2 separate regions of the Mus musculus genome follow, and region 1 is linked to region 2. A link is a loop called in an ENCODE intact Hi-C map of the cell type or tissue named here. Cell type or tissue: gastrocnemius. All regions are shown on one strand. Links, peaks and the distances in the headings refer to the core of each region. The heading gives the core; the rest is flanking DNA. Region 1 overlaps Scml4 (Scm polycomb group protein like 4). Region 2 overlaps Pdss2 (prenyl (solanesyl) diphosphate synthase, subunit 2).

The links. A loop is a pair of places that touch in the nucleus more often than their neighbours do. Peaks named below come from ENCODE experiments on the same cell type or tissue, not always from the same donor. Only the 100,000 strongest peaks of a DNase experiment are listed, where the experiment ranks them.
Region 1: it touches region 2 in a loop (5-fold over the local background); 6 of 42 quality-filtered maps call a loop at or near these places.

Annotation. Positions count from the first base shown.
Region 1 is chr10:42,950,150-42,966,340 of GRCm38, forward strand. Scml4 (Scm polycomb group protein like 4) reads left to right here. Exons shown (of 9, transcript NM_172938.3): 8 at 5,740-5,885; 9 at 7,470-10,633. The coding sequence ends at 7,595. Among named protein-coding and RNA genes, the nearest start is that of Gm5079, 33 kb to the right of the region's middle. In gastrocnemius, for the core only: a CTCF peak has its summit at 8,158 (motif pointing right); DNase peaks (open chromatin) are centred at 7,957, 8,203 and 11,792; H3K4me3 peaks cover 936 bases; H3K27ac peaks cover 2,286 bases.
Region 2 is chr10:43,370,486-43,386,676 of GRCm38, forward strand. It overlaps Pdss2 (prenyl (solanesyl) diphosphate synthase, subunit 2), which reads left to right. Exons shown (of 8, transcript NM_027772.2): 4 at 1,650-1,724. It also overlaps the pseudogene Rps19-ps11. Among named protein-coding and RNA genes, the nearest start is that of Gm40631, 36 kb to the left of the region's middle. In gastrocnemius, for the core only: a CTCF peak has its summit at 8,014 (motif pointing left); a DNase peak (open chromatin) is centred at 8,008.

The sequences.
Region 1 (16,191 bases), core at 4,147-12,146, 420 kb before region 2:
TACACTGCCTAGCTTTGGAGCTAACTCTGACCTTTACAACCTTGTCCTGTTTGATCCTTGCTGCTTTTACTTGTAGACAACTAGAGACTGGGGTGTTCTGGTCTGCAGATGTCCACTGAGTACTTCAGCAGGGCTTTTTCCTCAGCAGGGCTCTTCTCAGGGCTGAGGGTGGAGCTGTGAACAAGGCAGAAGGATCCCATTCCAGAGAGACCTCAGGACGTTACTGTGATTACTGTTGGAGGTGGAAAAGTGTGGCCTGTGTGACGGGGCTGGAAGGGGAGGGGCTGGAAGGGGAGGGGCTGCAGGACAGTGCTGGAAGGGGAGGGGCTGCGGGACAGTGCTGGAAGGGGAGGGGCTGCGGGACAGTGCTGGAAGGGAGGGGCTGGAAGGGGAGGGGCTGCGGGACAGTGCTGGAAGGGGAGGGGCTGCAGGACAGTGTTGGAGGGGAGGGGCTGCGGGACAGTGCTGGAAGGGGAGGGGCTGAGCGACCTCCTCATCCTGGGAGTCAGGAAAGGCTCCAGTGTCCTGAAATGGGATCTACTGAAATGAGATTTGACATTTGAGCGTTTTGAAGGACAGGTGTTTAGAGGCTCCTGGTGGAGATCACATTGCTTCATGGGAAGCAGGTCGGGGCTAACAGTGTCAGTTTCTGGCTGAGAAGGAATGCAGCCCAACCTGGCTTGCTGGCCCCTAGGGACATCTTCTGTCCTGTTGGCAGGTCAGCTTGTCTTGAAGGATTAATAAAAAACAAAACAAATAGACAAAAAAAATCTGATTAGAATCTAAGGAAGGATCAGGGTTTTTCCTCTCTGGTCTCTGTCGCCTCGTAGTATCTTAAAAGCTGGAACTGAAAGAATGTAAAACAACTCGGTTTCAAAACAGATTAGACTGCTTAGACTGTGATGTGGGCTAGCCTGGGCACCTCACACTCTGCATAGCCTTGGACACACACCTGAGGCCTTCAGAAGTGTTACTTATTGTCAGCAGTCTGCACAGCAGTCTGTGCACTGGGTCATGTGGTGCCTGAGGTTGGAGGGAACACACACACACATACACACCACACTCTGGAGAAGTGCACAGCTGTAGGAGGTAGGAATTTCTGACTCCTGACTCATCCTGGCTTACCACTCCCTTGTTCTACTCTCCCACTCTGTTAGCTAAAGTTTCTCCTGAATTATGAATGAGCGAAAGGCAATTATGTGTGTGCTCGTGGGGATGCGTGAGAGGGAAAGAGATTTGCAGATGTGGTCTGAGCACCATGCTTCAGAAGGCGCCAGCGGGATTGCTTTTCAGCACGGAGTCAGTCGGTGGTCTCTTTTTCTGCTAACTGTGAATTCACCTTCAGGAGCAACAAGATTTAATTATGTACCCATTCACCACCGGGTCTCACTTTTCACGGTTTAACAGCCCACGGGGAGCAACATGACCAAGCACAGCTTCCCTAGTGCTGTGGACGGCGAGTGCTTTGCACGCTCCGTCCGCACAGGAGCAAGACTTGTTCAATACATCCAATCTCGTTCATCTGTCATGTCTGCCTGCAGCCCCTTCCTGTATTGGACTGGACCCATCTGTCTTCCTGACACCTTCCTCAGCAGCTGGCTGGAGCGGGGAGCCAGTGGTGTGTTGACTTTTCTCTGTGAGCACACACCTGCACCAGCTTTGCAAACCCACCGCTGGAACGTTCCATTGCCCTTCTCTGGAGCAAATGTACATGCTTTGGACCAGGAGCAACTGCCGAGGTGTGACTTAGCTTACCAGCTGCCCTGCCTAGTGTGACTGAAAGGCCCCTCAGAAACACCCATGAGCCAGTCTGGCTGTTCTTCCACCATCCTGTAAAAGGGGAAATGCCCACAGCTGGTACCAAGTCCCAAGCACAGATAGTACTTGCCTCAGTGCTCCAAGAGTCTTTACAGCCATCACTGAGAACACTCTCCTCAAAGATGACCAGGAGCCCTCTCTTGTGCTGTAGTCAGCGTCTGCTGTTCCTGACCTCGCTCAAAGGGCGGCCTGACCCTGGGCAGGATCTTATCAGTGGGCCGGACTTCCCCTCCTTCCTGCCAAGTATAGGAAATTAGATTTGACCTCCACTCTCATCCCTGCAGAATCATTCTTGGACTAAAGACTTCCCGCCTTTGTAGTCCGGACATCTATTACCACCCTGATTAACAGCCATGCTCCTGTGGGCGGGCCTCGAAGACAGATGTGATTTCTGTGCTTCTTCAGCCCCACGTTGAGTGCAGATGTCTTTAAATGGACTAAAAATCATCTTTCACTAGTGGGCATCCATGTTCCAAAAGCTCCAGTTCCTCAGTGAGATGCCTGGTGCCACACCACCTCATAGGACCCTTCCATGTCCAACAAGGAAAAAAATCAGGGAAAAACAAAGCAAAACTCAAATGAAATCTAGTTCTCAACTAGGACAAGTGCAGACATGAATCTTCCCAGGTCTATCAAGAGCAGGAAGGGGAGCACAGACGAAAACTGTTGTCTTAAGACTTAGGGAAGGTTGACAGGCACCGGCTTCTTAGCTCCTAGAATTTTCCTGTAGGGCAGTTGCTTTTTGTTCAGAATCCTGGCTTTTTTTTTTTTTTTCTAGCCTGGAAGTGGTGGCAAGGATCTCTCACACAAAGCTAGCCTCTTTTACAAAGCATATCGATCCATCTCACAGTCATCAATATCAAGAATATTTATTCTCTGCTCAGCTGTGGAGGGGGTCAATATAATATATGACCCTGGTAATGAGAGGACTTGGGTTGTATTGTTCACCAAACACCTTACACAAGACTAAGACGTGGAAAGAGCTTGATACATGATTGTAAAATAGACATCGGCGGATTCTTAAGGAGTTATATTAAAATATAAATATAAAATATAATATAATATAAAAGGTAGGCAGGTGATTGTACTACAAAGGATGTGGGACACATTCAAGAAGGATAGATAAAGGTCAGGTGGAGAGGTAGGTGATAGCAAGAAGGATGGCCCTGGTGGTCATGAAGGGGTCTGATGGCCCCGGGCTTGCATGCACGTGTGTTCATGTTCTCTCAAGATCTGGATCAAAGGCAAATTGTCTTCTTGCCTCAGGATCCGGATCACAGGTGTGCCCTCCATTCCTGGATTGTACTTCATTCCACATACAGTCAAGTTGACAACTGAGAATAGCCATCGCAAACAGTTTGCCCTGAGGGATGTGCAGGGAGCCTCTTTCACTCTGTAGAGCACCTGTGGTAGGTTGACCAGAAGGCCCAGTGCTTGCCCACTTCAGTACCTATAGCAGCTTCTCCGGCTGGAGAATGTTACCACGATCCAAGACACATTGCAGTCAAAAGACAAGCAGGGGAAGCTCCCAAACTCCTTTCCTTCCATCTAAGAAGGAAAGGTATGGAACCACAGTACAGCTGTTGACTTGGAGGCACAGTGCATAGGCAAGGGGGACTCAGAGGGACCTTGAGTGCTAGAAACGTACAGTCAGAGCTTGGTCTCCGGGACAACTGAGGCAGTGACAGTCCCATGCTAGATAGAAAAGAGCTGAAGCAAGGAGACCCACGGAAAAATCATTGCAGGGTACATTGCAGGCACATTTCTGACTTCCCCCATTCTTAGTAGCAAGTACTTGACAACAAGCAACTGAAGGGGGAGGGGACACAGTTTCAGCTCACGGTTTGGGGTGACCACCCCTCATGACAAGGTGGTTGTGGAAGCAGAAGTTGCCTGAACTGGGGCAGTGAAGCTTGATCAGTGCCAGCTGTGCCAGAAAGCAGAGAGAGGAGACCATGTGCTTACCTGGTTGTCTTGGTTACAGAGTCTTTGTGTGATAAAACACCATGACCACACGCAGCATAGGGAGGAAAGGGCTTCATTCATCTCACAGCTTGTATCCCACCATCCAGAAAAATCATAGCAGGAGCTCAAGGCATGACTGGCTTGTTCCCGATGGCTTGCTCTACTTGCTTGCTGGATTTCTTTCTTCCATTCTTCTTGCCTTTCTTTTTCCTTCTTTCCTTCTTTCCTTCTTTCCTTCTTTTCTTCTTTCCTTCTTTCCTTCTTTCCTTCTTTCCTTCTTTCCTTCTTTCCTTCTTTCCTTCCTTCCTTCCTTCCTTCCTTCCTTCCTTCCTCCCTCCCTCCCTGTTTTCTTTCCTTCCTTCCCCTTTCTTTCTCTCTCTTTCATTTTCTTTTTTCCTCTCACATAATACATCCTGACTGCTATTTCCCTCCCTCCTCTCCTCCCAGTCCCTCTTCTACACCTCCCCTCTCCCCCAAATCCACTGCCCCTCTGTTTCTCTTCAGAAGAGAGCAGCCTCCCAGTGATATCAGCCGAACAGGGCATAACAAGTTACAATAAGAATAGGCACAAGTCCTTATATCAAGGCTAGATGGAGCAACTCAGTAGGAAGAAAAGGGTCCCAAAAGCAGGCAAGAGAGTCAGAGAAACCCTGACTCCCACAAGAACACCAAGCAACCATAACACATATCATAACTAGCCCAGATCCATGCAAGCTCCCTGATTATTGCTTCAGTCTCTGTGAGTCCCCATGAGCCCTGCCTGCTTAGTTGATTGGGTGAGTTGTGTTCTTGTTCCTTGACCTCTCTGGTTCCTACAATCCTTCCTTCCCTTCTTCTGAGGGATTCCCTGAGGTCAGCCTAATGTTTCAGCCTAATGCTTTCTTTTAGCACCCACAACTATCAGCCCGGGGGTTGCAGTGCCCACAGTGAGCTGGATGGGCCCTCCCACACCAACCATCAGTCAAGACAATGTAGCACAGGCTTGCCCACAGGCCAGTTGGGTGGGCTCATTATCTCAGTTGAGGTTCCTTCTTTCAGAATGATTCTAGCATTGACTGAATTCACATAACACTAGCCAGCACACTAACCTTCTCCCCCAGTACCTCATCCAGTCTGAGACCCCATCCTCTGCGGTGGCACTGCCCACATTCAGGCTGGGTCATCCCTGAGGTGTGTCTCCTGGGTGATTCTAAGTCTAGTCACACTGACAGTACAAATTAGCTATACCATTAGTGGTATGCCTTTACCAAAGAGTCGGCAAGCATGGCGGGGGTGGGGGGGGGTGGAGGGAGGGCAAACAGGAAAGACAACCCCCTAAGGACTCCTATGAACCAAGGGCTGAGGACAAGGGACAGGTAGTGAAGTAACACCTTCTTCTTCTAATAGCAGGTACAGACAGACCAGACATGAACAAACCCCACCCCACCCCACCCCACCCCACCCTGGTGCTGCTGGAGGTATAAATGAAAGATTAGCCATTGTGCAAAGTCCAAAAGTGAAGACCCACCTCTGTTCTGCCACATTGCCATCTCCAGAGGACATAGGGAGGGCCCAGTATTGCTTGGCCCCACAGGCTACAGAGGCCCATTTTGCTTACCACTCAGCTCACCAGCCCCAGGCACCAATAGCTGTCTATAGCAGACCCTGGTCCACAAACACGAAACGGAACCGAACGTTAGCTAGAATTTTGAACCAGAATTTCAGTTTGTCAAGGATGAGAGCTCTCCCAAGCCTTCTTCCATGGGCAGCAGAGCACAGAGAGGCTGTTGCCCTTTGCGCCTCACTGACCAGCCACTCAAAGCATCTACCTGTCTCAGGGACACATGCGGTGGACTTCAGAGCACTAAGGACTCCATCTGGGAAAGCTAAGGGCTTGGGGGTGACCCAGTAGGCAGCACCAGACGGGCACTGAGTTTCACTGGCTCATGGTCCCCCTCCTCTGCTCACTCCCTCCAGCCCCGAGCCCCTCTCCGGAGGTGCAGGATACCAGGCGACCAAGCAGCAGAAACCCTTCTACCTGGACCGTGGAGGACGTGGTCCGGTTTGTGAAAGATGCTGATCCCGAGGCTCTGGGACCTCATGTGGAGCTCTTCAGAAAGCACGTATGAAAGTAATGGGTCTGAAGGGCGGGCCAGGGAAAGAGAGGCATGGACCGAGGGAGGAGATCGGGATCCTCCAGACGCTGTCACTCTAGACTAAGCTCTAGCAGTGCCCTTAAGTGAGTCAGAGATGGGAGAGACAGAGGCAACCATAGGCCTGGCAGAGGAGAGCCACTGACAGATTTGTGTTTTTAAGGAATATGTTTCTCTTCTGTTCTCTCTCTTGGGCTTTGCCTGATTTTTTGCTAATCCATTCATCCATCATCCATCTATCTGTCCATTCACCCACCCATGCATCATCTATCCACCCATTCACCTACCAGTCTGTCCATCCATCCATCTCTCCATCCATCCATCCATTATCCACTCATTAACTCATCCATCTGTCCAATCCATGCATCCATGCATGCATGCATCCATCTATCCATCCATCCAACCATCCATTTACCCACCAATCCACCCATCTCTCATCTGTCCTTATCCATGTATCTGTCCACCTGTTCATCAATCATCCATCTGTCCATCCATCTACTCACCCACCCATCTACCCATCCATCCATCCACCCACCCACCCACCTGTGCATTCAACAGTCATCTATAGAACCCTGCAATATGCCAGGCAAACTGTGATCCTGTGCTCTTACTGCTTAGACCAGTGGCTTTCAATCTTCCTAATGCTACAACCGCTTAATACAGTCCCTCATGTTGTGGTAACCCCCAATTATAAAATTATTTTTGTTGCTACTTTATAACTAATATTGCTACTGTTATGAATCATGATGTAAATATCTGTGTTTTCCGATGGTGACCCCTGAGAAAGGATCAATCGACCACAAAGGGGTCGAGACCCACAAGTTCGAAACCACTGGCTTAGAGGGTTAAATGAGAAAATGCACATTAATACGTTACATGAGGCCTCACTCATATACAGAGCCTTCACATCAATGTTATAATCACGTAGGCGCTTTTGAAATATACAAAGATAGTAAGTGGGGCAAACGGTAAGAATTACTGTTACCTGCCCAGCTTACGATATTAATTCTGGATTGGTAGTATAACGAATTGCTACAAATCCAGGGTCTTTAGACAAGAGACATCTCTTATCTCTATTTCTGTGGGTCTGGAGCCTGCCTGGATCTCAGGCGTTGGCAGGGATAAATTCGTGTCTAGGTGTTCTAGGGACAATCTGCTTGCCTGCCTTTCTCAGCTTCACGACCCTCTTTAAAGCCAGGATCATCGACCCTGGTCCTCCTCAGGCTGACCTGTCTGTGGCTCTCTCTGTCTTTACCTGGATAGATGACATATACATGAGATAGTAGGAATGCAGGCGAAACTGTCTGCTTCAATCAAACAAGGGCAGGAATCTGAAAGGTGCAAGGTAGCAACTGAGTTTCCGGAGGGGCTGGGAAGACGAGGGCCTCGTAGTTGCTTGCTTTGTTTCCAAGAGCTTTCCCAGAACAAGTAGTATGCGCGCTCTAATCTACTCACCTGTCCTTAAAGTGCCCCTGGAGCACCCGCGGGGCACCCACGGGGCCATAACTACCGTTTGGCTGCTCTGACTGTCCTTTGGCTTTCCCTTCTCTCCAGGAGATTGATGGCAATGCCTTGTTGTTGCTGAGGAGCGACATGATCATGAAGTACCTGGGACTGAAGCTGGGACCCGCACTGAAACTCTGCTATCACATTGACAAGCTAAAGCAAGCTAAATTCTAAAGAGTTGGAAACAAAGCCCCACATCTCCAGGTTACTTCTGCCAGACCAGCATCCGGCCAACATCATGAGTAGACTGTCCTCTTAAACGTCGCAGCCACAACGACTGTGTCTTCTTATAGAACGTGTGCATCCTTGCCTTTTCTAATATTCCTAGTGGCCCCTTTCAGACACTCAACCGTGTGCTAGACTTGTCAGAAAAATCACAAAAAGGCTATTACAGTGTTCCTGACGTGCTGGTCACTCTTTACGGGTGCTATTTGTGCCGCGACAGAGTGGATAACTGAATGCTGTCACACAAGGAGAGCCCTGGAGGGGGCTCACAAAGTCCCTGCAGGGGCTGTGGGGACGCCCCCAGTGGCGGTGGCAACTGCTCCCTGTTCTTGGGACCGATCAGCATGAGTTTCCCTGGACTCAGCCCTGGAAGTTGTCTTCTGATGACCACCTCGCCTTGCACTATCTGGAAAACTTGAATTTTTGTTGCTGTTTTTTTGTCCGTTTGTTTGTTTTTGTTTTTGTTTTCCGCTCTCGAAGAGAAAAGGGAAAGGATGTTTTGGAGCCCTAGCTACTGAAGTCCTTCCTTGCTCCACTAGAGGGCAGACTGCTAACGAGGTTTCGGGATGCACAGACTGCGTGGCCGGGGTAGGGTTTTTATAAGCAAGACCTCGCTTGCACAGGGACAGGGAATGAAGTCCACATTGAGCACCCCAGATTGCCACTTGGGAAGAAATCAGGCTCTGTCAGGCGGGGTCCAGCTCATATCCATTACTTACTGACTTACTCGGTACAAATTCCGAAGCAGCCATCTGCCTAAACAAAGACTGGTGTCCCTTCTCTCCCAGAGTCTCACTGAGGCTCTGATATGACGGCATGCTGAAGAATCTTGGTGACATTTAGCTATGGGTATTTCTTGAAAAAAAGGCGGGGGGCGGGAACTGTCTCGACAAAGTTTGAAATAGGACATACTGATTTCTAGTTTCATGGCTGCGTTCTTAGCTGTGTGTCTGTGGCTAATTTTTCTAGTCTTCAACAAATACGCAGACGTGTTTTTATTGGGTTTAATTCAATTTACAAATAGGTTTTTACTCTTCACTGTGAAGTAATGGGAAAAAATTGATTTTCTACCCTTTGCAGCTGTGTCCAGAGAGGGGGGTGGAGCCAGGGTTTCCTAGGCAGAAGGGTGACCTCTTTACTGCCTATTCTTTATGGAATCCCTCCCCCTTTGTTTATTCTCGATGAATAGAGAACTCATGGGCACAGCCTTTTCCTTAAAGGCACATCTGGGGAAGGTGAGGGTCAAGGATAACCTAGGGTCTCCCTTGACAATAGTATGAATTTTAGAAAGGCACCTTCCCTCAGGCTGCAGTCTGAGCAAGATCTCAGCTGGCAAGTGTAGCCAGACGTCCTGGACTGTAACAAGATAAATGCGGTCTCTCAGATGGATCTACCTATTGTACCAATCAGGTAGAATTTAGGTAAAGAGCACAGGACATACTCCATGCTGTGCTATAAGGGCCCACTTTGATGTTCCCTGTTTGTGGGAGTGTGACATGACCCTGCAAGATCTTTGTTACATATACACGGGTGGTTGGACTTAAGTAAGACAGAGAAGGAGAAAATTGTCCCAGAGCTTCCCACTGAATGGAACTTGATCAGGCTGTGGATGAGCCGGATGTCTGTTATTGCTAGCATGAGGCAGAAATGACCTTGAATTAGACCTTGGAGAGACTCTTTAAGATGATAAAGCAATGAGCGGACTCTGCCTAGAAGAAGATTTTTAACTCTGGGTGCTCGCTGCTGCTCTGAAGTTAGATCCTTGTCTCAGAAAGCATCAGGCAGTTCCCACATACAGAACTGCTTGTGTGAAAGCTTTGAGATTAGACCGGTCACTTCACACAAACGTTTGCCCTTCCCTGGAGGTTCACGGTGCCTCTTCCAGGGACACGGGCTCCTTAGTGAGTGGTGGTATTAAGCTTGCCAAATGTCCTGCCTAAACTTACCCATGTCTCACTGGTGCCCCAAGTTAAAACAAGGCCAAACAAGTCAGGGGAGGCCTCTAATAATTTTTGAAGGAGAGCTAGAACCCAGTTCAAGTCTGTGGAGGAACGGAGCTGTGTCCCCAGACATGATGTCTTATTTCACACGAAGCCTTAAATTAGCTCAATTGTAGAATTCCAGATATTTAAGGTTTGGCCAAACAAAACAAAATAAAACAAAACACCAAGAAGCAATCTCATTAGTCTTGGAATGAGGGGCTGCCACATCACAGAAGGCCCAGCGGAACCAATTCTTCTTGCCTGTTTTTTCATAGAATCTAATTAGTTGACCAAATCAGCATTGCAATACTGCAAGTATAATTAATTTTCATCCCTCTCAAAAATCTTGTCAAACAGCGCAGCTAAATAGCTTCTCAAATGTAAAACATGCAAGGCCACTTCCTCTAAACAGACCTTCCAGGGTCAGACCGTAAGGGTTACCCTGGCCCAGATGAGCAGGACTTGAACTCACACCTGATAGTTCACAGGCTTGCTCTTCCAGCTGCACAGCATTGCTTCAGCTTGGAGTGGATAATGATCACATTTTGCATAATTCCAAATTAAAGAGTGTGGGTGCTCATGTTCCAAACATTTCCAATTACATTTGTCTGTTAAACACTTGGGGGAGGGAGGTTTCAAGAGAGTTCTGTTGCCTAAAGCATTTTAAATGTTTTATGAAACACATTATTCCCTTTGTGAAGATTTTAGATAAAAGATGTGGCCTGTGTGTATGAGTCTGTGTGTGTATTTGTGTATCTCTCTCTGTGTGTCTGTCTGTGCCTCTGTGTGTGTATGTGTCTGTTTATGGGGCTGGAGAGATGACTCAGCAGTTAAGAGCACTGACTGCCCTTCCGAAGGTCCTGAGTTCAAATCCCAGCAACCACACCGTGACTCACAACCCTCTGTAATGGGATCCTATGCCCTCTTCTGGTGTGTTTGAAAACAGCCTACAGTGTGTTTGAAAACAGCTACAGTGTACCCAAATATAATAAATAAATCTTAAGGAAAAAAAAAAAGAGTCGCCACTTTCTGAAACCAGATCACTATGTTTATAAAAAAAAAAAAAAAGGATGTCTCTGTGTGTGTCTGTATGTCTTTCTGTGCCTGTCTATAAACCTGTGTGTGTATATTTGTGTCTGTCTGTGTGTGTGTGTCTATGCATCTCCAGATACTGGAGTTGAAAAATCTAAGAAGTGGTTGTGAGGATAGCAGCTATTGCATGTTCTCAAATATCTTTCCAGCTTTGTAGTGCAGAGGCGCGGCATGGTCTGGTGCGGCATGGTCTGTTACGTGTAGGCATTTCCTCTTATTGTAGCAGGGCCTGTTCTGTGCACAGCTAGATGACCAGAACAGTCCTGGTGCCTAGACTTGTTCCTCTGAATCAGCTGAGTGGAAATGTCAGGACCTGAGGACCTGGATGCCGCAGGAAAGGCCTTACTGGAGAGGCCTCGGCCAGGAACAACTGCCTAAGCGTTTCACTTATGTCTGCCAGGGAGGACATGGGCCTGTTATTTCTCTTCCACAGGATTGCCAATTTTTTCCCCTTTCAGAAATAAAAGAGCAGAGAGAACGCCTCAGCAAAACCTGTGCTCAGAATTGATAACTTGGGAAGAGATGCTGGGCTGAGGGTTTGAGAATCAAACCAGATGAACAAAATTATACACTTCTTAGGAAAACCGTACAATACCGTTTGTGCCCACCGCCCCTGCCCATGACAGCCAGAACCTGATGATGCCACAGAATAATTCTTTAAATTAAAATGGGTTTAAAATTAAATGTATATTCTTTTAGAAGGGTTTGTTGAATCTCTGAAGAAAACTAGAAACACCCAATGTTCTGTTGAACACAGTCATCATTAGAAAGTCTTGAAGGACCTTCTGATCTCTCCCTGAGAACTATTCTAGAGAGAGGATACCTGGAGAGCTATCCCAGTGCATAAGTAACGGGATATGCACTCAAAAGATAACCTACCCCACTTTCCCCAGTGGAGGCAGGCTCGAACTGTTTAGATCATGGATAAAGACATGTTTTGGTTTTTTGCTTTTGTTTTTTACATAAACACACTCAGAGCTGAGTCCCTGCTCTGCTTGTGTGTTGCCACATGATTTTGCTCTGTTCCATGAGAGGTCCAGACTGGGAGCCCCTGGGGGAATCCAGCAGATGTCCAGATGTCCAGAGGCACCAACGGTCCTGCGTCCTTCCATATTGCCAAGTTAGCACCAGCTGCCCGGGAGCCCACTCTGGGCTCTGCAGAGCTAGGGATGCTGGAGCCGCAGCCCCTTTGTGTCTCTCCCTCCAAGGCTTAGTTAGCCTCATCCCACAGGATTCCTTCACGGACAATTGGAAGCTGGGTTTTTGGAAATCTAGTATTTACTTGAAAGAGGATCACTCTTATTTACTGCCACCAGTTAAAGATTAGGGCAACATGTCTGCTAACAATTTGCTTTGTGTAATTTTGTTTTAATGCTAATAAGCAACAGCTGGGACACTTCCTGTGGTAACTTCCTCTGTGGCTACAGTACAGTCAGCACACAAGACTGCACCAAGTGCTGCACTTACGAGCACACACTGGTCTGGAGACGCTGTGCTACGCAGCCAGCTGTACATTTCCCTAAGCTGTGCCCCTGGCCAACCTGCTAGACTTCCTACCTGAGACCTTGGGCTTCTTGGCACACTTACCAAGACACCGTTTCCCAGGCCAGCTGCCATTGGGACCAGGAGTTGATACTGTGACACAGGATGGCAGAACAGGAAGATGACAAAGAAGAAGAGGGCGGAGAACTGGCTTGGCAGTGACAGAATGGCGATTCTTGATAGTGTGGGGACAGCAGCATCTTTCTCTCTAAACATATCCATGAACCACTCAGGCTTGCTCTGTCACCTACTTGACCACATGGCCCGCGCCACGGCGCTGAGGCAGAAAAGTAGTCTACCAGTGGGTCCGGCACGGGAACGAACCAACAACATGCTTCTTCAAACCATGAAATGAGACATGGCGTCATTTTCCTGCAGCCGTGAACTATCAAAGGCTACTTTCACCACAAAAGGAAGCAGCCTAAAATCGTGTGATGTCTCTGCCTCCCCACCCAGGGTTGGACCGCCTTCCCTACAGTCTAGCGAAGCTCTCTGCTTGGCTTCTTCCCATCATAGGGAGTTCCCTCCCTGAGCAGCTGGCTTATCTCTCTGTTGCACAACTCTGGTTGTGAAAAAGTTTACTTCTCAGGGAGTCACAGATGTCCGTGAATCAGATACAAATATTCAAGGTGAAGTAAATTCTGAAATTTTTGTCTGTTTAATAGAGTTTATCCATGCAGTAGCCAAATCTACACCACAAACAGACATTGGCTAGTTGATCTCAACACTCGGCTCCCTGTCTTTGTGGTAGAAGAGTAGACACATATAAGAGTTGTGCCCAGAGGCTGCAGTTAGGTTTCCATTGCTACAATAAACACCATGGAAGAGCAATGTTATGGGTTGAATATGCTTGGCCTATTGGACGTGACACCATTAGGAGGTGTGGCCTTGTTTGAGTGGGTGTGGCTTTGTTGGAGGAAGAGTAGGGGTGGGTTTTGTGGTCCTATGCCCAAGTTCTACCCAGTTAGGAAAAGACAGACCCCCCCCCCTCCTAGCCTATAAAAGATAGTCCTCTCCTGGCTGCCTTCAGATCTAGACATAGAACTCTCGGCTCCTCCAGCACCATGTCTGCCTGCACACTGCCATGTTTCCTGCCATGATGATAATGGATTGAACTTCTTAAACTGTAAGCCAAACCCCAATTAAATGTTTTCTTTTATAAGAGTAGCCTTGGTCACGGTGTCTTTTCACAGCAGTGAAACCCTAACAAAGGCAAGCAACTTGGGGAAGATAAGCATTTGGATTGGTTTTGCTTTTCATCTGCCACATCACAGTTCATCACCAAGGGAAGTCAGGGTGGGAACTCAAACTGGGCAGGAATGTGGAGGCGGGAGCCAATAAAGAGGAAATGCTGTTTACTGGCTTGCTTTTGCTGGCTTACTCAGCCTGCTTTCTCATATAGCCATAGGACCACCTGCCCAGGGATGGCACCACCTACAATGGGATGGGCAATCACTGAATTTACAGCAATCACTGAAAAGATGCACTACACACTTGCCTTCAGGCCAAATTGTTGTTGAGACAGAGTCTCACTATGTAGCCCTAGCTATCCTGAAACTCACTATGTAGACCAGGCTGGTCTGGAATTCACAGAGATCCTGCCTCTGACTACTGAGTGCTGGGATTAAAGGCATTCGCTACCATGCCCAGCTATTAATTGATTGATTGATTAATTAATTAATTAAGTTCATGTGTATAGATGTTTTGTCTGTCCACAAGAAGAAGGCTTCAAATCCCATAGGACTATAGTTATAGATGGTTGTGAGCCACCATATGGGTGCTGGGGTTGAGCTCAGGAGCTCTGCAAGAGCACCCTGAACTCTCAACTGCTGAGCGTCTCTCTGACCCCTCTCCAGGCCAATCTTATGGAAGCATTTTCTCAGCTGAGGGTCCTCCTTCCTAAATGACTCTAGCTCGAGTCAAATTGACATAAAACTCGTGGTTTTGTTTGAATAAGATTGCCCCCCTCCTCCCGCCCTGTAGGCTTATATATTTGAATGCTTGGTCATCAGAGAGTGGCACTGTTTGAAAGGACTAGGAGGTATGGCCTTGTTAAAGTAGATGTGACCTTGCTGAACACCCAAACTAAAGCTGGGCATGATAGCACGCCTTTAACCCAGCACTCAGGAGGCAGAAGCAGGAGGGTCTGTATGAGTTCAAGCCCAGGCTGGTCTACAGAGTGTGTTCTAGGACAGCCAAGGCTACACAGAGAAACCCTGTCTCAAAACAACAACAACAAACAACAACAACAACAACCCAAAGCTAGGCATCCTGTCTCAGCCTCTTCCTGCTGCTTGCCAACCTGGGTGTAGAACTATTAGCTCTTTCTCCAGCACCATGTCTGCCTGGATGCTACCATGCTTCTTGCCATGAAGATAATGGACTGAACCTCTGAAACTGTAAGCCAGCCCCAATTAAATGTTGTCCTTTATAAAAATTGCCATGGTCATCATGTCTCTTCACAACAATAGAATGGTGACTAAGACAACTCACCAGCAAGGACACCAAACATGTCATAGTCTTCAAACACCATGAGAAGATTAATGAAAAAAAAATCTGTCATCTCATCAAAATGCTCTGTTCATGTAAGCAGAGAAGTTGTTCATGCTTAGGTGGTCACGTGCTACATTAACTATGAAAAAGACACTCAGAGATGGTGAGGCCCTGTATCTGTGATGCAGGAACTGAAGATGCTTTATTTTGATTAAAAACAAACAAATAAATAAGTCTATAATTTATAATAGGAAAGGAAACAGTCTACTGGAGCTTTTTGAAGGAGCAATGCATCCTACCAGCAAGGCACCTTGTTGAGTTGTAAAGTTCCATGTCTTCACTCATGTTAGTCTGACTCTTGTGTGTTTCCTTACTTGGTAAGAGAGTTTGAGCAGTAACGGTTGTTGATTCGCTTGTTGATACAACATCCTTTTCCTCATGATGCCTCTTCAAAAAGAATGCCAGATTCCTTCGGGGCCGAGTTCTCCATCCTCGCACTGATGGGGAATACCCGACACACTGGAAGTAGGTAGAAGATAACTCCACCTATCCCTTTCTGATCTTCACTCACCTCCTCCCTGGAGAACAGTTCCAGAATAATAAGGGCTCCCCTACTTCTCTAACTCCTGGCCCATCCACACGCATGTAAGTAGTTACTGGGGAACCTTAAGAGTAAAATCATGTGACTGGATTTTTTGCAAAATCAAAAAACTCGAGTGTTTCGCCTTCAAAGAAATCACTTGAAAAGCCTAGGCACATGTTCCAAGGATGCTGCATTGCTCAGAATATTTTTTAGTACATTCCTTTGGAGCTGGTCCTTAAAAAAGACAGGCCACATTCTTTCCAAGCATTGCTGAAGCCTGTTATTGTCCCTCACAGCAATGCAAAGCCACTGGGGCAGTGTCTGATGGTGCAGGAGGGACCAAAGCGAGGTCTGAAGTTCCGTGACTTCTCTCACGTTAGCCTGACTCTTTCTCGTGTGTTTCCTTACTTGGTAAGAGAGTTTGAACAACAACAGTTGTTGATTTGCTTGTTGAAATGACATCCTTTTCTTTATGTTTTTATTTTCCAATTGTTGGACTCGGGTAGAAGCGGAGAAAACTCACCTCAGAGACCCAAGCTAAAAAATGAAAGCTTTTCTGTGAGCGCAGAGAGTAACCAGTTTGGGGTCTGAATAAACTTCATCTCTGAAGGAAGATTATACAACATGTTTATAGGATGGGGACATAAAGTGGGGAGGAGCAGGGCGGGCTACTGCATCGACCAATCATACTTTGACACAAGGGGTTAAGCAAAAAAGTTAACATTGGTGACTGGGTTTTATCCGGATCACCTGGTTTCAGGAACCATGAGTCAGCTTTTGCAGACAGGTCCCCTCCTGGACGCTAGAGTTTAGGATGATAAGGGGACAAAGGAATGGGCAAGCTGCACGAAGT
Region 2 (16,191 bases), core at 3,759-11,758:
CTTTCAGGATAAAGACATCCATTCATTTTTCTCTCTTCCCCACTTAAATAACTCAGCACATCTGGTAGTACTGTCGGGTCGCTGTGCTTCCAGTCCCTCTGTAGCTTGTGTTACTATAATATTCCTTAAAGTATTTAATTACTTATAGGACAATGTTATTTGAAGAAGGGAGGGGGAAAAAAAACCTATGGGTCATACAAATTAGCTCATGTGCAGAGCTAGAAAAAAATGCCTTCAATCAGCAAAATTTCCATATCAGCAGCAGTATGTATGCAGTGTGAATGTAAATAAAGGTAAATGTTTGTGTGTTAAAATTTAAAAGAGGTCTTTTTTCAAATCGATGTCATTTTCCTCTAAGAAAATGTGTTATTAAATACAAGGTACCAGAGATTAAAGTATCTGCATGTCTCAGTGTGTATCCTTTGGCTTACTTCAGTTACAGCAATGATAAAAGCTGAAACAGAATCCTTTAATTCAATCAGAACTGAGCTAAACTTCAGGAAACCAAGAGTAGAGCTCAGATACAGATTACGTGGCATAGGAAGCTAAATACATTCGAAGGCTCCGTAAGAAGTGGACGACGAGCTTGCTTTGCGGAGCTCCTGTTTGAAATGGCTGCATTGAACATTACCAACGGTCTAGCTATTTTATCCTCTTGAATTAAGATGCTTTATGTAAACAATTACAAAGAGACCATTTGTTTCACATTGTGAAACAAATTCAACACTTGATTTTGCTTGGGTCTTTTCTAATAGTTCTGTCAAAATTTTCAGTGTTGATGGTGTATTTGACCCAGGGGTCCTCTGGGGACTATGTCCATAGTGCATTATTTTTTATTGTTAGTGGTGTGCCAGGCCCCGAGACTTTAGCACAACCGACTGCTTGATGGACGTACACTCAGGCTGTAACACTCAGCACACAGCATGACCTGCCAGAACTCAAGCAAAGGCCCAGTCTATTAAAGCCCATCGTTCTGGGAACGCCTCTATGTGAGCTAACCTTGCTTCTTGGCTTCTGTATTCTGCAGTTCCACTTTGGCTGACTGTTCTTGTTAACTGAAGTATGTCAATCCAGAACATGGTTCTTGTACCTGAAAGCTCACCCTGAGAAAGACCCAGATCCCAAACACCCAGTGTAATTGCCAGCCGACTAATAAAGACTTTCTGTTGCCTTTATCCCATGGCCCATCCATCTTCGCCAATGAATCCCCCACAACAGTTTGGTTTTTCTGAGTCAGGGTCTTTCTGTGTAGCCCTGACTGTTAGGGGATTTGCTGTGTAGACCAGGCCGGCCTGGAACTCACTGAGAGCTGCCTAACTTTGCATGGGGAGTGCTGTGACGTGGGAGTGTGCACTGCCCCATCCCACTCCATGGTGTATTTTAAGTACAATAGAACAGGCACATTTGAAAGGTGAGCTATTGTCTTGCTGTTGTTTGTTCTTTCTGTACTAAGTATAAAAATTAGTGTCGTAAGGACTCCCAGTATGGGAGTCCTGGAAAAGTAGCCACTTAACAGAAATAAGCAAGCAGAAAATTGAGTTAATAGTTCATTCATCCTCTATTCAAATTCTCTGTTCAAATCCTACATTGTGACTAACTGGAGCTGCACCTTGGATTATTCATTCCATTTGTTTCTCTTGTCTCTCTAGGTTGTGGAGCTTTTATCAAGTGCTCTTATGGACTTGGTGCATGGAGTATACCAGGAGAACTCTGCTTCCACCAAGGTATGGAATTGCAAACTTGAAAAGTGTTACCCTTGAGGTTCTGCTGCAGGGCGGGGTCAGGTGGCAAGCATTTCCTTCCTGATTTACGTTTAAACTGCACATGATTTTTCTTTTTTCTTCTTTTCTTTTTTTTTTTTAGATTAGTGTTTTGGCTACAAATTCATGGCCATACGCTCAGTACATATCAGCTTTAGCCAATTAAAGCAACCCCTGCTCCTCCGGCTGGAATCTCAATCTGTTTGGCCGCAGCAGCCGGGCAGACACCAGGGCACTGCTGGCCGGCAGGTAGCACAGTCATGAGGGCTGCTGGCAGGAAGCACTGCTTATGCCGGGTGGCTGCGCCAGCCTCTCCCCAGAGAAAAGAGGCTCTGTGTCAGGCAGCAAGCTTGAGTGTGGCTGTCAGGAAGGGCAGGAGCAGGAGTGAAATGGCTTTTAGTTCCAAGGTCCAGAAATTTACTGCATTATTAGAGTCTCTGTGGTAGAAAGTAGGACAGTTGCACAGTTGGGTTGTTTTGATTAATTTTATAGGTTTAGAATTAGGGCTTTTTGACTCATTTAACAGGTCATCTCAAGAAAGGTTAGCTTTTATTTCCTTAAAACGCAGTTCCTTCATTTCAGCGGGAGATTGGGTGTGAAGCGAATGCTCCATTGCCCACCGCCGCCATTCGCCATGATATCTACTGTTACCAGGGGTTCCTCTCGACGGCTCATTACTGTAACTTCCTTAACTCCTGCATTAGCAAGCTATCACTCACTACAAATTAAAAATATATACGCTTACATGAACATCCTAAGCAGTAGCCCGTCCACTTGAAAAAAGTAGAGGCAAATTTTACTAAGAGTGAATCTAGGGCATGAGCAACTTAGATTTTAAGAAATTAAATCTGAAGTATAACTCAGGAGCTCTGGAAGGTTACAGCAGCGGTTAGTGAAATGTAAAGAATGTTGTACCATGGACATCTGCTATCATCTGACTCAGGGACGGACGCACCGTCCACACAAGGCGTCTCTGACCTCACCTCAGTAGCACATTGGAATGTGGAGACCTCACAAGATGTGGACCACACTGAACTGTGTTTGCAAGACTTCCACAGACAAGAGTGGCTCTCTGTGTGACTGAAGGTTAACACCACTGCTCGGGGGTAGCTTAGGATCTGGCTCTACTCGCCGAAGGTTGCCTTGCACATAATATGAAGATGATGGCCGATAAGCAAGTGACATTTTATTTTATTTTTTTATGAATGAGGCAATTTATTAACCCAGCATCCTTTGTTCTAATGCTTCTTGTTGACAGCTGCCACCTGTCCAGTGATCCTGTCCAGATCTCTGTCCCTGAGGTGATAGCTTGTGGCCCCATCTTAGTCCTTTTCCACCATTTTCAGCCCCTCCAGGGCTTGGAGGTCCCGGCGGGCCACACTCTTAGAGCCTCTGGCTGAAGTGGCTGGGTCTGACACCATATCTCTACCATCCTCCATAGATCTTGGTCATAGAACCAACCCCAGCACCCCCACGGAGGTACAGGTGCCGTGCTGTGAAAGCAGCTGGTGTGTAGGATCAGAGCTCATCATATGGGGCAAGCTTTTATGTTTGGCCAGCTTGACTGTGTCTCCCCATTTGGGGACTTTCAGCTTCCGGAACTTTTTGAGGAAGGCTGCCAGAGCTTTGACGAACTCCTGCTGGTTAACGTCTTTTACAGTAACTCCAGGCATCGTGCGCCTCCGCCCTGCCAGCCAGGGGAAAGGGCTCGAGTAACATTTTGAATGATTTACCGGCTTCTTCATTTGTTGTTCACAAAAGTCCCGAGAGAGGGTGGGTGCTGTTCTCGTTATGAGATGTGAAAATGGGGGCTTAGAATTCAAGGTTACACAACTTACCTGGGATTCGAACTTAAAACCCTATGCTCTTAGCCTCTTTCTTCTTCTACTCCCACTCTACCCTAACTAACCATGGTTTGATCAGCTTCCATTGGCCATGCCTATGGTCTCACCAAGATGCTGCCACAGCGATCTGTGGATGCAGCTGGGACATTGTTCTCACCTGGGATGTCTCCGAGGCATCCATCTCAGTCCCATAGAAAGTGTGCATTAATTACTAGTATCTGTTAGTTTTGTTTTTGAGGGTGTTTATTTGTTGAGACAAGATGTCACAATAAGTTTGGCTGGACTCACACAGGCTGCCATGTGTTCAAGGCTAACCTGAGCTACAGAATAACATCTAGGCCTGAGATACTGAGACTGTCTGAAAAAACAGAAGCAAGCAAGCAAGCACACACATCATGTAATCCTCCTGCCTCGGCCAGTCATAGCCTTCCACTTCCCACCCTGAGGTCATAGGTACACATCACACACACTTAAGACCTTGAAGTGAGCATGTTCTTGTAGGGTTGCTCTCTTAATTTACCCACTCTTACTATCCGTGCACCGTAATTAGCCCACTTCACTCATCATCGTATGACAATGTTAAGTTCCCTGTGTCAGGAAGCCTAACAGCAACAATAACGACTTGTTATGCAGTTTTGACAGCTTTGTTGCTCATGTTACCTGAGATGAGTAGGCGCGTCCTTGAGAGATGGTCTCATCTTAGGGAAGAAAGGCTTACAATTAATTTAGCGCTGATAATAGCATCCAACTTAAATGTCTAAATCTTATTCATTAATATGTTTGAGGGTTAGATTTGAACTCAGGGTTTGTTTGTTTGTTTGTTTGTTTGTTTAATTAGATTCCAAGCCCCATGTGGTTTTTAAAATGCATAATCTGTTTGGAAAAAGAACAGAAGAAGCAACAAAGGCTTTGAAGGGTTACTGATGTAACGGAAGAGTCACTGAGCAAGCACCATTTGCTGATTTTACCATTAGCTAATACATTTCCCTTAAAAAATATATAGTACTGCTTTGTTCTTCTGCCCTCCACCTCTCCAGACAGAGCCCTTTAAAGCACCTGAGTCTTTTCAAATCAGTTAAGATCCAGAATATAGCTAAACCCTTTGAAGATCAGTTATTTTTCAATAATGAAAACAAAAAGGTGTAGTTGGCCACAGCAGCCATTGATACAGCCTTCATTTCCACCTCAGGTTCAATTTAACCACATTTTCCTTCTTACCCGGAACCCTCACTCTCCCCTTCCTGAATGTGCCTGTCATTTCAGTGGAAGAAACTGCTTCAGAGGCAAAGAGAAAGAAAGATCAACCAACACACACACACACACACACACTCACACACACACACACACACACACACACACTCACTCACCCCAGGCTGGCAGGCTCTGGCATGACTAAGAAGTTGTCCCAAGCAGAGGTCATATGGAAAGCGAAGCCCGTGCTGTGGGTGTGTTGATCAGCCTCCACAGGCAGCCTCCTGCAATGCGAAGGAATCCCTTGGAGAGTCATGTTAAGCTGTAGAGCATCCATCCCATCTCTCAGGGGCAAGAGAATACAATAGTGCTCTGTTTTCTTTGTGCCAAGTTAATGCAGTAATGGAGATCAGGTAGTGGCAACTTAGCTTTCTGTGGTGTGGTATCTATGGGGCAGGTAGGTGCATTAAAGCAAGAGAGAATTGGAACTGGGCTTTGTAAATCACTTTCCCCAGAAGTTAGTACCTAATTTCCCTACAACAATGAAACGTACAACTTCAATTACTAGTATTTAGCAGATTGCAGGTAAGTTATGATCAGGGAAATATGCAAAGTAATTCAGAACTGTCCTTTGTTCCCTCCACTCATGGAAAAGATATTTGTGTGTTTGCATTTGCTATCTTGTGAACCATCTCTTCCTTACAATAATGGTTAGCCCTTGGACTTTTTAAAAAATGTACCACATTTGGGAGGCAGAAGCACGCGGATTTCTGAGTTTGAAGACAGCCTGGTCTACAAAGTAAGTTCCAGGACAGCCAGGGCTATACAGAGAAACTCTGTCTCAGGGGGAAAAAATGTACCTAAGGAAAAAAATTTTTTTTACCTATTTTGCCTAATTAAAGAACCCTTTACGGGCATGGTGGCACATGCTTTTAATCCCAGCACTTGGGAGGCAGAGGCAGGCAGATTTCTGAGTTCAAGGCCAACCTGGTCTACAGAGTGAGTTCCAGGACATCCAGGGCTACACAGAGAAACCCTGTGGGGGGGGGGGGGGACGGGGACGGGGGGGACTTTAATCCCAGCATTTGGAAGGCAGAGGCCAGCCTGATCTACAGAGCTCCAGGCCAACCAGGGCTGCATAGTAAGACCCTGTCTCAAAAAAATTGCTTCTTTAAAAGATAGCTCTCTCTTGTGAGACTATGCCAGGGCCTAGCAAATACAGAAGTGGATGATCACAGTCAGCTATTGGATGGGTCACACGGCCCCCAATGCAGGAGCTAGAGATATTACCCAAGGAGCTAAAGGGAACTGCAACCCTATAGGTGGAACAACAATATGAACTAACCAGTACCCCAGAACTCTTGTCTCTAGCTGCATATGCATCAAAAGATGGCCTAGTCGGCCATCACTGCAAAGAGAGGCCCATTGGACTTGCCAACTTTAGATGCCCCAGTACAGGGGAACGCCAGGGCCAAAAAGGGGGAGTGGGTGGGTAGGGGATTGGGGGGGTGGGTATGGGGGACTTTTGGGATAGCATTGAAAATGTAAACGAGGAAAATACCTAATTAAAAAAATATATTAAAAAAAAAAAGATGGGGCTGAAGAGATGGCCCAGTGGTTAAAAGTGCTTGCAGCTCTTTCAGTTCCCATCTCACGACTGACTCATTTCAAGGAATCGGAGGCCCTCTGGCTTCCTGGGGCACCTGCATGCATGGCTCTTGTAGACACGTATCAATACACACAAATAACCAATTAATCTGAAAAGAAATGGGAGGAAAAGTTAAAAAAAAATGAACCAATTAAGTAGCGAACCGGTTTTTGAAGTGGTCACTCGCCATCTGTTTGCATGGCCAGCCAGCCCCGACTGCTTTATTACACATAGTCTCCAGTTCTCACACCACTTCCTTTTTATAGAAAGAAATAAAAGTTCTTCTTCAAAGTTCCCAACTATTCACAGATTTAAAAGCAAGCTGCTGTCCGCAATAATTCACATGCAGTCGGTGGAATTCTGTAAGCCTTACCTTGTGTAGTAGTGATGCAAAGGGGAATCGTGCCACTCCTACACCTAAGTAAACTACTACAAAGGCTAACTCAAATGGTCTTCATCCTTTTCATGATAGGGTTCTGTGGTTTTAAGGTGAATGCCAAGACTAGAACCTTTGTTCATAGATTACAGATTGCATACTGCCAGAATACATTTCTGTATTACATTTCCAGAAGCTCACACACCAAAAACATGACTCTTTTATATACACATGTGCTTTTTATATATAACAGTGTAAAAATAATAATTAGAGGAGAGGTCGTGAGTTTGAGAGGGACTGGGAGAGTTGCGTGGAGGACATGGGAGGGGTGGAAATGATGTAAATATAGGACTTATGTATGCAATTCTCAAAACTTTTTAATTAACTAGTTAATATTAGGATACACTCTTCTGTCTTTAGCAAAACCTGCTTGTGAAGTTGGGCTCAGGATCCATTGGGATCCTGGAGTTTAGGAGCTCTGCCTCCACTCTGAGATAAACCAGTTCACAGTGCCTTTACTGCTCCTGCAGCAGGTTTATGCTGAACACCTGATTCTCTGGGAATCTGGAAGTTTCTTGCATTCTAGGCAGAGAGCCCATAGGAGCAGCCCTGAGAACAACCTGAGCCTGAGTCTCCAGGGACACTGACCACACTTCATGCGCAGCTCACACTTATTGTTAGAGTGCTAAGCATGCCTTGTGGCTCTGCTGGGAGGTTCTATTGAAATGCTTCTGGACTCCAGCCACAGAGACCCCTTCCCTTGACTGCTTTTTCTCTGTGTCCTTTCACTCGTGTGTGTGTGTGTGTGTGTGTGTGTGTGTGTGTGTAAAATTTTTTTGAGACAAGGTCTCATTGTTTAGCCTGGCTGTCCTGAAACTTGATATGTAAATCACACTGGCCTTGAACTCACAGAGATCTGCATGTCTCTGCTTCCCCTGAGCTATGATTAAAGGCATGTGCTACCACACATGGCCATTAAACTGTGATTTGACCCTATACTCTGCACACTGATTCTTCCTAATATCATTAGACCTGAGGAACGAGAGAGAGAGAGAGAGGGAGAGAGAGCGAGCTTAGTGGTTCAGAACACTGACTGCCCCTCAGATGACTCTGGTTTGAGTCCTGGTATGTACGTGGGGGTTCATGACCATCTATGATGCCTGTCACAGAGAATAGATCGCCCTCTTCTGGTCTTCCCTGGCATTGCAGTGAAGTGGTGTATGTGGTGCACAGACAAAACCCCTGTATAAAAGTAAACATTCTTTAAAAAAAATTTAAAGGGGCTGGAGAGAAGGCTCAGGGGTTAAGAGCACTGACTGCTCTTCCAAAAGTCCCGAGTTCAAATCCCAGCAACCACATGGTGACTCACAACCATCTGTAATGAGATCTGACACCCTCTTCTGGTGTGTCTGAAGACACTACAGTGTACTTACATATAATAAATAAATAAATCTTTTAACAAAAAAAAAAAGTTTAAAATTGGGCTAGTGGGTTGGGGTTTTCTAAGATTATATCTGTTTGTTCTAACCTAACTTAGGGAGCTAAGCACATCCACAGTCCTTTGTAAAGTCAGGCCTCTGACTCAGGTTGGTCCTGAGAAGAGGAACAGGCACAGCTCCCCTGTCTTCATGCAGGCCCTGCTCGTGGTTGCTTGGCCCCAAACCAAAAGTAAGAGAGCTTAATCTAGCGCTCCGGAGAAAGACCTAGTTAATTAACAGTCACTGAAGTTGCAAAGGTCTAGTTGCGTTTCTAAGCACAGTTAATGCTTGACATATTAGCCATGTGTTTTATAGGACAAGATAAGTCTTATTCTCTTATTTGTCTTATGTTTGTACTTCTCTTCCTTTGGCTCTTAGCTTTCAAGTCAAGTACAAAAATAAGACAATTGAGTCTTAGAAATCATAGGCGTGCGCTCCCTCGCATGCTTGCTCTACGCGCCTGCAGAGCTGTGGGCCCTGTCTAAGGCGTGAGAGTAAGATGACTGTGTTTATGGAGGAAATGACAGGCGAGAAATGTAAACCAGGCATCTAGTGGGGAAATCAGAAAAGCCTCCAGGGAGGACCTGCTGTTTGCGATAGACCTTAAAGGGTGGAAGGAAGTGCACAGAACGGAAGACTGTCTGCAGAAGGAGCCGCTCCATGAAAGGAAGCATAGGCTAGGTGCTGGGCTCACACCACTCCAGAGGCAGGGGCCAGCCAGGGCTACACAGAGTGACCCTGCCCTTAAAACAAACAAATACAAATCCAAAAAGACCCTGCAGGGATGGTTCATGGGAAGGGTAGAAGATCTGTAGTGCCGGGATGTAGAACTGAAGTCATGTGTACAAACTGAAGGTGGGTAATCAGGGGATTCCTACAGAGTCGAGTCAAAAGGGGTCCTGAGGGTGGTCCATGGAAGGGAGTCGCTCGCTGGGTTTGCTCCGAGTGCATACGCTTGCCCTCATTGGCATTTGTAGCCCTGCCAGGAGCACCTTTCAGAAACCACATCTCCATACCCGGTTGGGAATATTTTAATAGCTATCCTGCTTAATTATTTTTATCTTAATCAAAAGTGTTACCATCTGGTGGAGTTTTGTTGTTGTTGTTGTTATTGTTGCTTTCTTTTTTTTTTTTTTATCATCCTTACCAACTTTAAGTCTCTTCCTACAAGAATATAAGTACCGCTGTGTTTCTAGTCCAAATCAGTACCTGGCATGCCAGTAGTAGCCCCAGCCACCTGTTGCTAAGTTAATAATTTAGAAAGCCCCAGAGTGATGGTAATGGAAGATTTTTGTCATCTTTTTGGGAAGGACTGTTAATATACAATAAATTGGAAATATTTAACGTATACTATGTGATGTCCAGACATATACAAGGACCAGAGAAATTATCACAGTGAAATTGATAAGCATCTATCGCCCCAATGATTTCTTCTTTCGTACTCCTCCCTCCTGTACCTTCTGCTGTGAGCCTTAGGCAATCCGTCATCACTATCAATTAGTTTGCATTTTTGTAAAACTTTATATAAATGGATCTAGAAATATCAACCCTTTGACTGGGGTCTTTGAACAGTTACTTTCAAATTTATCCATACTACAAATCTGAGTAGTTCATTTCTGCTCAATGGTATTCAGTTGCAAGCATCTAACACAGTCTGTGATCCACCTATTGGGGAAAATTTGAGATGTTTTCAGTGCTAAAGTATTCCAGATGAAGCTATTGAGAGCATTCATGTGTAAAGTCTATATAAAAATGGACTTTCATTTCTCCTGGGTTTACCTAGGAATAACCAGGTTGCTATCTGTGTGACATACAATGGGTCTGTCGTGCTCTGTGCTGGCTAGTTTCCATCAGCTTGACCAGGCTAGAGTCACTGTGGAAGAGAAAACTCCAGTTAAGAAAACATTTCCACCAGATGGGCCTGTACAGGTGAACTTTCTTGATTGATGATTGATAGGGGAGGACCCTGCTTACTATAGGCGGTGCCTCCACTGGGCTGGTGGCCCTGGCTGCTGTAGGAAAGCAGGCTGAGCAAGCAATGGGGAGCAAGTCAGTAAGCAGCATTTCTCCATGGCCTCTGCATCAACTCCTACCTCCAGGTTCCTCTCCTGACTTCTCTCAGTAATGGACTGTTGCCTGAAGATGTAAATGAAAGTTCCTTTGCCCTGCAAGTTGCTTTGGTCATGGTGTTTTAGCACAGCAATGGAAGCCCTAAGACAAGCTTTCGCCTCCACTTTACATTCTGTCAGCTGGGTATGAGAATTCTGGTTGTCCCACGCCTTATTAAAACTTAATTTGATCAAGTATTTAGAGTTTTAGCCACTCTAAAATATAATATTGGCCTATTTTGCAGTTTTAGCTCATTGTGGTTTTTGCTGATAATTCCCTAGTAAATAACAGTGCAGAGCATCCTGCATCTTTTCATGTTTATTTGCTATTTAATATCCTTTAGCAATGTTATAGTATCCTTTATAATATCTTTTTTTTTTCCTTTTTTCTCCACTTCCCTATCTCCTCTTCCCAATCTCTCTGGCCCATAGGTTTTTTTGTTTGTTTGTTTTTTGGTTTCTCATTAAGGATGGTTGTCAGCCACCATGTGGTTGCTGGGATTTGAACTCATGACCTCTGGAAGAACAGTCAGTGCTCTTAACTGCTGAGCCATCTCTCCAGCCCCTTTTATAATATCTTTATAAACATTTTACCCATTTTAATTGGGCTATTCGGTATTGGAGGGGTTCTTGTTATTTGATGTTATTGTTTTATCTTGCATCCTACAGTCTTACCAATTTGTTTGTCATAACAACTTTTGATTTTATAGGTTCTATGGAACCCTATGTAGGTAGTCATTTGGCATTTGTGAATAAAGCAAAATTTCCTTCTTTTCAAAGTCAATGCTTTTTTGGTTCTTTTTCTTGTTTGTTGTACTAGGTAAATGTTGAGGTTTGGTCTGTTGCTATGTGTTGTAATGCTGACCACTGGCCACCAAGGCCTGGTTGCCCCCAGGGATGAGAGAATCCTCTAGTACCTTGCTCCTTAATTTAAAACTATTGATTGCATAAAGATACCAACAGCCTATAGCTGGGCAGAAAAGACAAGAGCTATAGGTGGGGTTTTTGGTTCCAGGCTTGGGGTATGAGGTAGGACCACAAGGAGGGAGAAAGAGAAGATGGAGAAGGAGAAGCCACCATAAGGTAAGTGAATTATGAAAACATGGCCATGAGGGCTGGCCAATTGGAGTAAGACCTGCCCGGGTGGAACATGGCTAGTCGTATCTTGGGGTTATTAACAGGGAAGTGGATATAATAGCACAGAGGTTAGATTCATCAGCTTTAGTGCTGATGGAGGTTTAAAAATATACAAGTTATGTGTCTTTTATCTGGGAACTGAAAAGTCAAAGATGGGGTGAAAACCCCCGATTGAGATTAAATAGTTAATAATACAACAGGTAATAGTGATAGAAAAATACACCCTAGATCACTGTCATTACTAAATGTATTTCAAGGTAATCCAAGACTACAAGGTATTTTTTTTAAACATTTTATTTTTTATTTAGAATGTGTGTATAGGTGTATACATGTCACAGTGGCGATCATGTTAAGGTCAGAAGCTAACATTAGGCATTCAGTTCTCTCCTTCTGCCATGTCAGTTCCGGGCATTGAACTAAGGTCATCAGACTTGGCAGCAAGTGGCCTTTCTGCTGAACCACCTTGCAGACCCAACCTGGCTCAGTTTTCAAAATTGTTCTTTAGGTAGCCAGTTGAAAAATGTAGAAATAGTCTTGCTTACTGGTTGCAACAAAAGCAATTGATCTTTATCTTGTCTTTAGCTCTAACAAACATGTCCAAGAAAATCATTATATTGCCTCTACAGGAGCTGGGTCAAAGGGAAGATTTTGTATCAGGGCAGTCTGTCGTATCTTGACAAGAACCTGGAGGCAGGAGCTGATGGCTATGGAAGATACTGCTTTCTGGCTTATTCCTCCTGGCTTGCTCATCCTGCTTTCCTATATAACCCAGGACCAGCCTCCCAGGGATGGTGGCACCACCCACAGTGATCTGGGCCCTCCCACATCAATCTTGCTTACTCATGTCACATGACTTTGAGCATGTGTTGTGTGGAAGGCACTAGCTGTATAAGGACTTGATAACAAATGTTTTTACGTATTTTTAAAGGAAAATGTATAGTTTAGGAACTTTACGTGTGAAGCAGTGAACATTAAGATACTCTAGGGTGTCTGTCATTGGTCCATTACTCACAACTTGTCCCTTGAATTATACCCAAGACATGCACTAATGAGCTAATAAAATGTGTCATCTCGTGTTTATTGTTTGCTGGGCATCTGTTCAGGTTCATATCACAAGTCCAAGACTCTGAAGCGTCTCACAGTGGTGATGACAGTAATACCTATAATTTTACTAGCATCCTTTTTTTTCCAAGTAGAAACAGTTTTAAATCAATTGTTAAATATTGAATGTATTCCAATTTGAAGACAAATGAGAGTAATTTTAAATGGCTTGTTCTGGTTAAAAAGTACACTCACAAATTACACAGTTTAAAAAAGTAAAACAAATCACTAGGTGTCCAGCAGCACATTTAGAAAGCAGAGTACTGGCTGGGAGATAGCTCAGTGTAAAGTGCTTGCTGCACATTCGTGAGGGCCTCAGTACTCCCAGCAACCACATAAAAAGCCAGGCATCGCAGCATGGTGAGCAGAAAGCCAAGGGCGGCACTGAGCACCTTTAACCCCAGCACTCAAGAGGCAGAGGCAGGCAGATCTCTGGGTTTGAGGCCAGCCTGGTCTACATAGTGAGTTTCAAGCCGGCCAGGCCTACACAGTAAATACCATGAGTAAATAAATAATTGTTTTAAAGATTTATTTGTATTTTTAAGTGTGTGTGTGTGTGTGTGTGTGTGTGTGTGTGTGTGTGTGTGTGTATGTGTGTGTATGTGTGTGTGTGTGTCTTTCCCTTCTTCTAGCTGTATAAAGATCTGTGCAGTGGAGTACTGATCCTCATAGAGCCTAGAAGTGTTAAATCCCCTACACCTGGAGTTACAGGTGGTACGTACCACCCGACGTGGATGCTAGGAATAAACTCAGATCCTCTGGCAAAGCAGAGGTAGTGATCTCTCTCCAGCACCCCCAAAAATAGTTTTTATAAATAATAAGGTATAAAGACATGAAGATTCACCCAGTTCTAAATGCACACACATGTTCAGTGTACATTACGTATGTATGTATGTATGTATGTATGTATGTATGTCACATGAGAGATTTATTGGGGCAGGGGTATACAAGAGGCTGCCTCTGAGCAGGGATGGAAAAGAGCAGGCCGTGAAGGTGAGAGCTTTATAAGGGGTATGGAACTTGCGCATTGGGAAGATGCGCAGCCTGTGGTGACAGTGGAAATGTGGTGCATTGGTGGCTAGTGATGGTTGGGCTGCTGCTGCTGAACCACCTAATTTTGAGGTGGAATGGAATAGAAAACCAGAATGTAGGTTATTTAAAAACAAAAACAAAAAACAAGAAAACTTTTAAGGCAATATGTTAACATTCTGGTTTTTAAGATCACGTGAAAGATGTGGGAAGAAGTGTATAGATGATGCTTATTAGTCTCTAGTCAATTGGCTTTACTACAAAGACAGGAAGATCACTGCGGATTTCATGACAACCAGCTGGGACTGCCATGCTCAGCCAACCTTTATTTTATCACGGTCTGAAGGCTGCACATCTAAACTTCCAGGCAGTTTAATCTCCTGTGAGAGCTCTGACATCCCCTGCCTGGCTGTGTCCTCCATAGCAAAGAAAGACAGTAGTAGAGAGTTCTTTGGTATCTAATAATGATTGAGGACACTAATCTCATTAGGTCAGGGCCACCTGCTTATTACCTTATGTAACCTTGATTACTTTCTTGTTGCAGAGATACCCATGCTCAGAATTTCAGCTTCCGTGTTTACATTTGAGAGGACACAGGCATTCATCTGAGGCAACAGTCAAAAAGAGTGCCTTATCTATGCCCTCACTCCTGTCGTCAGTGGCTCTTAGGCGACACTTGCCTCTGCCCCATGCCTGCTCATCCTGTTAAGCTAAACTGTTTACATAGGTCAAGGTGCAAGGTGATCGGTGACATGGCAGCTAAAGTTGCAATGATGTCTCACTTTTTACCTGTTAACAATGAAAATAATAATTCTGGTCCATGGCAAGGCAGTCAGTCTCAAACGTGTCTAGTCAGTGCATGGCTCAGAAACTTCTTTCTGGACAGCACTTTGGCAGATGTTTTAAGAGACTAAAATGTTTAGCCTGTTGAACTGACGAATCTAATCATGGGCTCCATCTGTGGTCACCAGCCTCCAGGACCATCAGTGAGCCCCACCCCCTAGCGGTTCCTGGGCTCGCCTTTCCAAGATGGGATATAAAGGCCTAGGGAGCTCTCTGTGGCCTTGTACTTACTCATGAGCCACTCCCATTGGAAAACCGGTCGTCATATCATGTGAGTAGCCCCACATCAGGGCCCGTGTGGCAAGCGACTAAAGCCTGCTGCCAGGAATTCCTGGGCTCAAGAGAGTGTATTATCTTTCAGTACTGTTATCAACTCAACGAGGAAAGATTGACTCTTTTTGAGGCAAGGTCTCTCATCAAACCCACACCATGCTGCTTCAGCTAGACTGGCTGAACAGTGAGCTTCCAGGACCTTCCTGTCTCTGCCCTTCTTTCCCTCCCTGCAGCCAGAGCTGCAGATGCACGCTGGCTTTTACACAGATGCTAGGCATTGCTACTAGGTCCTCACGCTTGCACAGCAAGCTCTTTACACATGAGCCATCTCCCCAGCCCCGAGAAACACTTCTGAAATGTTTTAATAATAAGCATTTTCACATCTCCCTAGCTCCTTTTTTTTTATGATTTATATGGATGTGAAACTTCCAGATGCCTACTTTACTAGGTCCTGTGTAGCTGGAATATAATTCAAAACAAACTGTCTTGTCCGATGAGATGAGGCTGTTAATACACTATCCTGTTCCCCTTTTCGCATTACCTCAGAATTCCTGAAGACATACTCATTACAAGATCTCTTCAAGGGGTATTACTACTAGGCTTAATATATAGGGTTAAATGCAGACACAGATAGATAGATAGATAGATAGATAGATAGATAGATAGATAGAATGCCATGCATCATTCACTCTTACACACAACTTTCTTTTTATCCTAGAATATATTAAGGGAGCTGGAGAGATGGCTCAGTGGATAAGAACACTTGATACTCTTCTAAATACCCTAGTTCAATTCCTAGAACCCACATAGTGGCTCAGAACTATTGTAACTCCAGTTCCAGGGGATCTAATACCTTCTTCTAGCCTCAGTAGGGATTAGGTATGTATGTAGTACACAGACATGCATGCAAGCAAAACATTCATACACATAAAAATTTCAAATTAAATATATGAAGCATAGCATATATTTCTATATACTAAGCATATCCAGTAGAATCCAATTGCCATATATCTGAGGATGATTTCTGCCACTTAATTTTGCCAGGTCTTGCTCAATATACATTCTTGGAACATCCTTACCTGTTAAATAAGAATTATGATGCCTAAAACTTGGGGTGGGAAGTGACGGGTTATGTGATGCAGAAATGTTATCATCATGTCATTAGCCAGCAGGACAAATCGGGCCCCTCTGTGTCCTTGCTTCCTCCTCCCCGAACTGCAGAGTGTTGGGAAGTTTTCCTATATTTGTCTCACTTTTATCTTTAAGATTTTATTTGTATTTTTAACTTTCTGTATGTGGCACAGTACACACAAGTATAGTGCCCACAGATTCCAGAAGACATCAGATCCCTGGAGCTGGAGTGACAAGCAGTTAGGGGTTCTTGACCTGGGTCTTCAAGGAGT